Regions from separate parts of the Homo sapiens genome. Here region 2 is linked to region 1. Evidence: read pairs that join two places in POLR2A ChIA-PET (ENCODE). Cell type or tissue: PC-9. All regions are shown on one strand. Links, peaks and the distances in the headings refer to the core of each region. The heading gives the core; the rest is flanking DNA. Region 1 overlaps SRF (serum response factor). Region 2 overlaps PTK7 (protein tyrosine kinase 7 (inactive)).

Region 1 (4,385 bases), core at 306-4,305:
TGGAGGAGGTCTGCGTGAGGTCTGTGCTGCTGTCACGGGAGGGAGACGCTTGCTGTGGGGCCTGGTGCACTTGAATGGCCTGCACTGGGACCTGCTGGGCCACTGCCCCACCTGCAAGACACAGAGTCTTATTTGTGCTCTGTCCCACCCAATTGCCACCTCCACCAAGTACCCATGGACACCCCAGTCCCAGGGTCTGGCACACTGGTCTCCAACTCCCATCACTATCTTTCCTGGAAGCCAAAGAGGCCCTTCAGGCCCAAGTATCCACTCTGGGGGCTTCCACGCTCTACTCTTGCCCATCCCTCCTCCTCCTGCCCTGGGCCTTGTCTCTCTTTTCTTCAGTTGACCCAAGAGCTGGCAATAACCCATCAAAGACATGATCTGCCTTCCAGTCAAGGCAGGAAGTGGTGAAACATCTACTGCCCTGTGGCAATGAGGGCACGGGGCTGGGGTAGCTAGACAGGGCCAGAATATATGGTTGAAACTTACTGACAAGGACAGCAGGGGTCTCAGTGGGCAGAGGTATGCCTGCCAACGGGATATAAGAGGCTTCGCTCAGGCTCTGGCCCCTATTCACCTTCCTTCTGAGCAGGGAAAGAGGTTCTCTTGGTGCCAGCCCTAAACACACTCTTAGCATGCTTGATTTGCCCCAGGAAGGACGAATCTCTCCCTGCCCCTCGTGACTCACCAGGCATGAGGGTGAAGCTGGTAGGCAGCTGCATAAGGCCCCCAGAGGAGACAGGGCCGCTGCCTGTACTCTTCAGCACAGTCCCATTGGCACTGCTGACAGCACTGGGGCTGACACTAGCAGACACTGGTGCCAGGTAGTTGGTGATGGGAAAGGAGGGGCCGCTGCTGACTTGCATGGTGGTAGAGGTGCTAGGTGCTGTTTGGATGGTGGAGGTTGTACCCGGCAGGTTGGTGACTGTGAACGCCGGCTTCAGTGTGTCCTATACCCAGAGTAAAGATGAAGCAATGAGCCCCTACCAGATCCTGCCTTTGCAGAAGCTTTGTGTGGACTGAGAACCCAGACTGAAACCAGTGAGCTTGGGTTCAAATCCCAACGCCACCATTTACCTGATGCCTGACTCTTAGGTAAGTTATTGATCTACTGAGCTACAGTTTTCTATCGGTAAAAGGAGGATAATACCTACCCCCTAGGTTGCTGTAAGGATTAAGTAGGTTAGCATATGTAAATCACTTAGAAAACACTACCTGGCACATAAAAAAACCAAAATAAATATTTGCTGCTCTTATGATAATTATTATCATTGTCATTATTATAATCCCCTGAGTTCTCTGCTCCAGCGGACTGTGGTAATCCCATTGGCTGGGGAGTCAGGACACCAAGGTCTGTTCCTAGCTCTGGTAATGACCATCTAAGTGACCCTGAAATAACCAGTCCCCTTTTCTGAACCTCGGTTTTCCTCTTCTATAAGCATGAGGGGGCTGGGCTACTACGTTTTCTTTCAAAGAGTTCTTCCAGCTCTAATTTGTCAGGCTTCTGAGATAGGAACTGAGTTTCTCAGGGAACTTAAGAGTTTGAGAGAGATCTTGAGAATCTGGCAATGACACACTATATGTCAAACACCCAAGATGTAAACTACCAAAAGAATGTACTCATCCAACAAAATTTCCTGGGAATAAATGAGCCCTACTGTTATAAAAGTTTAAAAATTATTACAGATGATATGCCACTAAGAGAGGAGGTAGCCTACAGCACTGACTCTCCCCTAAGGAAGACTTCGTTCTTAGAAGGGGAAGAAGGAAACTGAGAACCAAGCCACCAAGCCCAGACCCGAAATGAGTCAACCAGAGGCTCAAAGGCTGCGGGGTGGGTCAGCACGAGACGTTTGCAAAGCAGCTGGGCCCAAGACCCTTGATTGGCAGAGGCGTTGCTAAGGCAAACAGTGCCGCTTCCTCCCATTGGCCAGTCAGTTAAGTGCCACCCGGAAGGTGGAGCTCCCCAGACAGCAAGGGAGGAAGCCCCACCCCCTCTCCTTACCGGGAAAAGGAAGGGGGAGGAGTAACAGCGCAGGCATCCCTAGCAGCAGGCAAATGCGCTCCCTAACTGCCCAGGCCCCCAACACCCTGAAAGGGCAGCGGCTGGCTTGTAAGGTAGTCCCCGGCCCAGTCAACCAGCCCGCCTGCCAAGAGTGCTGGATTCCCAGGACCCCGGGACCGGAGTGCTCCCTTTCTACTCCCTGGCGACCCAGCCCGGAGGGCCGGGCTAAACTACACCCCCGCCCCTAGCGGGGAGACAGCTGGCGGGAGGAATGCAAAGGCCCTGCCAGGCAGGCGGGCTGCGGGCGGGAGGCCGGCGTGGAGCCCAAGCCGGCCTTATATGGGCACGGAGGCCGCCCGCTTATCTAGGGGGGCGGTCTTCTATCAGGAAAGTGAGGATGGACACCTGTCCCCTAGGACGAGGGTCGTTAATCCGGCTCCACTCCACATCGGTGGGCACCTATCCACCTGTCCTGGGCCAGAAAGGGAGAGGGACCCCACTCCCTTCCCTCCTCTCACATAGGCAACCCAAACACACCTTGGTCTCCCCACTGCTGTCAGACTCCGACACCTGGTAGGTGAGATCTGTCTCTTCAAAGCCAGTGGCACTCATTCTCTGGTCTGTTGTGGGGTCTGAACGGGGTGGAGAGTCTGGCGAGTTGAGGCAGGTCTGAATCAGTGCCTTGCCGGTCTCACTGGTGATCATGGGCTGCAGTTTTCGGGTGGCAAAGGTATACACATGGCCTGTCTCACTGGCCACCAGCAACAGCACCTGTGTCCCTGTCAGCGTGGACAGCTCATAGGCCTGAGGGGTGAGGAGGGAGATGGGCAGGTCAGCAAACTTTTTATCTCTACCTTCCTTGAGAAGTTGGAAAAAGAATTATACAGTGATGTCATTCCCCCATTCCCATAATGACCTTCGTCTCTAATGACTCTGAGGGCAGGGTGTCCTATCAGGATCTCTGGAAGCAGCAAAACTACCCATGCTCCTCCTTTGAGGAGCAGCCCCATTGACCTGAAGATACCCCAAGCAAACAGTAACAGCCCCCAGTGATGGAACATATAACTTCAGGGGATACGAAGGACCCAGCTAGCTGCTCCCCAACACAGCTTAGTGCCTGGAATGTCCCAGAGCCTCACCCCTTCTCACTGTCACAGGGACCAGGATGGATCCCTACCTATCACACTGGAATTTGTACAAGACATTAGTGATAATGGACCATTTAAGCTCCAACTGTCCCATGTTTCTTTCCAGAAACTGCACAGGCTCCAACTTGTTGCCACAGCCTAGTTTCTCCTTTTGCCCTGTAATACTTTACTGCCCTTACTCCTTTGTCTTGGGAAGAAGGTTATGGAAGGAGAGAAGAGAGTTTTCCTTAATTACCTCCCCCCACAATCTTCTCCACTGATGATCAAGTGACAAGGGACACTGATACAACAGTGTCTGGAGTGATGGGAGACGAGACCTAGATTAGCACTAAACATCCTGCCATGAGCCCAGGAAGGGGACCTTCAAGGATGGCCCCATAGATGCCATACTCTCCCAACAAAGTTCTGCAAACCACCTTGGAAGCAGCTCTGGTTTCTACATGGGACAGAAATAAACACCAGCCAGTGTTCCCAAGGATCCAGCTCCTTGTCTCCCAGTTCCTCTGCTTTCATCTCTTCCCTTATCGTCTACACCCCAAAATGACTCCTTTCCTCAACACTTTTCACTGGCTGGCAGAAGAGGAATTCCTAGGTACCTCTGCAAGCCTCCCTGACTTCCCCCAAACCCCATCCAAGCATAGATTCTCCCTAGGGCTGGAAACCCCACTTGTCCTAACGGCAGGAGATTCTGCAGCGGGTCCTGCCAGGAGCATGTGGTTCCCAGTGGATGCCATGGAAGACTCACGGCCGGCGCAGGACTAGGTTCCTGCTGCTCAGGGCAGCACCAGTTCTCCTGCCCCGCTCCCTTACCTGGTCCCTAACCCTGCCTGTCCTTCCAACCAGCACTACTCTCGTGGTGCCCACTTCCTCCCACACATGTTCGCTCATTGTTGTCATGCAGCTCCAGCCTCCTCACCTCCATACCTTCTCGTTTGCTCCCTGCTTTTCCGGCGCCCTCGTCCGAACACCGGAGTGCACTGGACCTACTGATCCCGGGTTCTCATTATCCACCTCCCCGGCAGCCTCGTAGCCTCCCATCACCGCTCCTCACCCCTTCACTCAGCAAGGGCCCTCTTCCTCTCTGGCGCCGGTCACTCCCACCTCTGCGCCTTTCCCCACGGTTGCGAGCGTTCGCGGGATCTCCCCTCTCCCCACATTTCCCCGGCGGCCCCTCCCCTTCGGCCCTCCCCGGGCAGGAGCCATCCCCTCCCACACACCTCCTGCGGACT
Region 2 (4,385 bases), core at 70-4,069, 81 kb after region 1:
CATAAATTGGCCCCTTTCCTTCCTGGGCCTCAGTGACAACGCAGAAAGAATGCTTTCCGAAACCCATATGTGGTAAAGTGCTTAAGCCTACAGAAGTGAACAGGTAGAAGGCTTGACACACGCATCTACACAGCAATCTACTGTGGGTTTTTTTGTTGTTGTTGTTTTGGTTTGTTTGTTTGTTTAAGACAGAGTTTCATTCTTGTTGCCCAGGCTGGAGTGCAATGGCACAATCTTGGCTCACTGCAACCTCCGCCTCCCAGGTTCAAGCGATTCTCCTGCCTTAGCCTCTCAAGTAGCTGGGATTACAGGCATGCGCCACCACACCTGGCTAACTTTTTTTTTTTTTTTTTTTTTTTTAGTAGAGACTGGGTTTCTCCATGTTGGTCAGGCTGGTCTCGAACTCCCTACCTCAGGTGATCCGCCTGCCTCAGCCTCCCAAAGTGCTGGGACTACAGGCGTGAGCCACTGCGCCCGGCCTTTTTATTTATTTATTTATTATTATTATTATTTTGAGACAGAGTCTCGCTCTGTAGCCCAGGCTGGAGCGCAGTGGCATGATTTCAGCTCACTGCAACCTCCGCCTCCCGGTTCAAGCAATTCTCCTATCTCAGCCTCCCAAGTAGCTGGGACTACAGGTGCCCACAACCACGCCTGGCTAATTTTTGTATTTTCAGTAGAGACAGGGTTTCACCATGTTGGTCAGGCTGGTCTTGAACTCCTGACCTCAGGTGAGCCACCGTGGCCTGGCCAGCAATCTATTTTAAAAAACAATTTTGTGGCCGGGCGCAGTAGCTCATGCCTGTAATCCCAGCACTTTGGGAGACAGAGACGGGCGGATGACGAGGTCAGGAGATCGAGACCATCCTGGCTAACACGCTGAAACCCCGTCTCTACTAAAAATACAGAAAAATAAAAATAAAAAATTAGCCAGGCATGGTGGCAGGCGTCTATAGTCCCAGCTACTCGGGAGGCTGAGGCAGGAGAATGGCGTGAACTCAGGAGGCGGAGCTTGCAGTGAGCCGAGATCGTGCCACTGCACTCCAGCCTGGGCGACGAGACGGACTCCGTCTCAAAAAAAAAAAAAAAATTTGCTTTTGATATTCATACAAAAGGGACACAACTTTGTCTCTTCACCTACCATATAAACCCCATAACCAAACCACCCCACCATCAAATGAACCAGAAAGCAACCAAAAAAAGAATTCCTTAGCCTTTGGGAAGTTACAACGTGACTGAAGGGGGAAAACTGGTGAGGCAGGAGAACAGGGTCTGCAGGCAGGGAATCTAAGGCTGTTTCACACCGACGTCCTCCAACTAAATTGAAATGAAAGCCCTATCTACTTTCCAGGCCTAAGTAACAAAAAGAGCAGAGGCTACTACTCCCTTTGAACTTTTTTGCCAGGCAGATGGGAAATTGGCTGTCTGCAGCCAATCATACTGAGTGCGAATCCTGTCTTCGTTTGCAACTTTGTAACTTTACTCCAGCCTCTGAATGGTTGCTGTCCACAACCAATCAGACTGACTGCTGGCCCAGTCTTCCTTTGCGTAGAAGTATAACTTTAACTTCACCCTAGCCTCTGACTGGTTGCTTTTTCTAACCAATGAGATGTTTGCACAGGAGCATGACATTTGCATGAAGTGGCCAGTGGGAAACTTTTAGGGGGTATTTGGGTCCAGGAAGATTCTGTATCCCAGCCCTTAAGCCGCTGCTTGGGTCTGCTCCCACACTGTGGAGTGTACTTTCATTTTCAATAAATCCCTGCCTTCGTTCTTCTGTTGCTTCATTCTTTCTTTGCTTTGCTGGGGGTTTTGTCCAATTCTTTGTTCAAAACACAAAGAACCTAGACACTCACAGTCATGACCCTTTACCAGTGACAATGGCATTCAGCAATGCTTGGGTAGCACAAAATAGAATGGATGGCAACCAGCTGTCTCCACAAAGTTAGAATCAGCCCCACACAAGTGTGCTGCTGGGGAAGAAAACGCTAGCATCTCCTGTCCGTCTCCTGCCTGCCTGACCCAGGTCTCCATCCTCTGAGCTCCTGACATTTACTGTGTGCCTCTCTTTGGTCTTCTCTGTATCCTTGTCTTGTTAATCACTCTCTCCAGATTCTGTCTTGATTCACCTACCAGCAATCCATTCCTGGAGTGAACCTCCAGTGTCCCCCAGCTCAGCCTTTCAAAATGGAGACTTTGAATTAGCCGGGCGTGGTCGTGGGCGCCTGTAATCCCAGCTACTCTGGAGACTGAGGCAGGAGAATCGCTTGAACCTGGGAGGTGGAGATTGCAGTGAGCTGAGATTGTGCCGTTGCACTCCAGCCTGGGCAACAAGAGTGAAACTCCGTCTCAAAAAAAAAAAAAAAAAAAAAAAGGAGATCCTATCATTAGAGAGTCACTGTATTCTTTCCATAATAGATAGACTGTCTGCCTTGTTAGGGACACCTACCTCCTCTTGTAAACATCTCTTGCCTTATAAAGACTTAAAGTCACCCCGCCCCCCTGCCATCAGCATGCACACATGCATACAATACTTAGCATGATGCTTTATGCCTTAAGCATCATTTGTTATTTACATGCCAGACTAAAAGGAAAACAGGTTTTATTGAAAGTTACTGGTAGATGGGAAGCAAAACTAGGCCTGTAAATTACAGTTATAACCATCACAGATAAGCATCACAGTCATAGCCATCACAGATAACCATCACAGCTATAACCACCACAGATAACCATCACAATTATAACTACCACAGATAACCATCAGTTATAACCTCCACAGATAACCATCACAGTTATAACCTCCACAGATAACCATCACAGTTATAGCCAACTTTTACTGAGCATTCACAGTATCACAGACTAAGTCCTTCACATATACTGAATTTAGAAGATGCTCCATTATTTATGTGCACCAAGAGGACAAAGTGGTACTAGTTGAACTAAGGCACAATGTTATATACAGTAGTCCCCCCAATCCTGGGGGGGATATGTTCTATGACCCCCCAGTGGATGCCTAAAACCTCAGGTAGTAACAACCCCCAAATGTTATGTTTTATGCCTATATATACATACCTACAATAAAGTTTCATTTATACATTAGGCACTTGACATCTGTAATCCCAGCACTTTGGGAGGCTGAGGTAGTAGGAGGATTGCTTGAGTCTAGGAGTTCAAGATCAGCCTGGGCAACAGAGCAAGAGCCTATCCCTACAAAAATTTAGCTGGGCGTGATGGCACACACCTGTAGTGCCAGCTACTTGGGAGGCTGAGGTGGGAGGATCACTTGAGCCCAGGAGGTCGAGGCTGCAGTGAGCCATGATTGCACCACTGCATTCCAGCCTGGGCAACAGAGCAAGACCATATCTCTAAAAAACAAATAAATAAATTAGGCACAGTAGGCCGGGCACAGAGGCTCACGCCTGTAATCCCAGCACTTTGGGAGGCCGAGGTGGGTGGATCACGAGGTCAGGAGTTCAAGACCAGCCTGACCAACATGGTGAAGCCCCATCGCTACTAAAAATACAAAAATTAGCTGGGCGTAGTGACACGTGCCTGTAATCCCAGCTGCTCAGGGGGCTAAGGCAGGAGAATCACTTGAACCCGGGAGGTGGAGGTTGGAGTGAGCTGAGATCGCGCCACTGCACTCCAGCCTAGGCCACAGAGCAGGACTCCATCTCAAAAATAAAATAAATTAAAAAAAGAGTTACTTGAACCCAAGCATCTGATACCCTGACATTCGATAAACTGGACAAAGGGATGATTCATGTCCTGGGCGGGATGGAGTGGGATATCAAGAGATTTTATCATGCTACTCTGAATGGCATAAAACTTAAAACTTGTAAGTTGTTTATTTCTGTAATTTTCCATTTAATATTTTTTGACCATGGGTAGCTGAAACCACAGAAAATGAAACCACAGATAAGGGGTGACTACCGTAATTAATTATAAGTTACATCCCAATTTCAAAGATGTGCAAATGTGAAAAGAAAAAACATCTAAGAGTTAATGAAATGCAGTACCATCTCACTCAACTCTTGCAAGAACTCTAACGAGACTGGTATTATTATTCCTATCTTACAAAAGAGGAAACCGGCCAGGCGCAGTGGCTCACGCCTGTAATCCCAACACTTCGAGAGGCCGAGGTGGGTGGATCACCTGAGGTCAGGAGTTGGAGACCAGACTGGCCAACATGGTGAAACCCCATTTCTACTAAAACAAAAATATACAAAATTAGCCAGCCATGGTGGTGTGGGCCTGTAGTCCCAGCTAGTTGGGAGGCTGAGCCAGGAGGGTCACTTGAACCCAGGAGACAGAGATTGCAGTGAGCCAAGATCACGTCACTGTACTCCAGCTTGGGCGACAGAGTGAGACCCCATCTCCAAAAC

The links. Peaks named below come from ENCODE experiments on the same cell type or tissue, not always from the same donor. Only the 100,000 strongest peaks of a DNase experiment are listed, where the experiment ranks them.
Region 2: POLR2A ChIA-PET joins it to region 1 with 10 read pairs; 9 of 35 experiments call an interaction of 5 or more read pairs at or near these places.

What each region holds. Positions count from the first base shown.
Region 1 is chr6:43,172,274-43,176,658 of GRCh38, reverse strand. SRF (serum response factor) reads right to left here. Exons shown (of 7, transcript NM_003131.4): 2 at 2,546-2,812; 3 at 692-953; 4 at 1-111. Among named protein-coding and RNA genes, the nearest start is that of SRF, 3.2 kb to the right of the region's middle. RefSeq lists enhancers at 1,584-1,813, 3,962-4,171, 3,462-4,385. In PC-9, for the core only: no CTCF peak of the experiment used is centred there; a DNase peak (open chromatin) is centred at 1,908; H3K4me3 peaks cover 2,564 bases; H3K27ac peaks cover 516 bases.
Region 2 is chr6:43,091,173-43,095,557 of GRCh38, reverse strand. All of the region lies in intron 1 of PTK7 (protein tyrosine kinase 7 (inactive)), which reads right to left. Among named protein-coding and RNA genes, the nearest start is that of PTK7, 17 kb to the right of the region's middle. RefSeq lists an enhancer at 4,149-4,385. In PC-9, for the core only: no CTCF peak of the experiment used is centred there; no DNase peak of the experiment used is centred there; H3K4me3 peaks cover 128 bases; H3K27ac peaks cover 275 bases.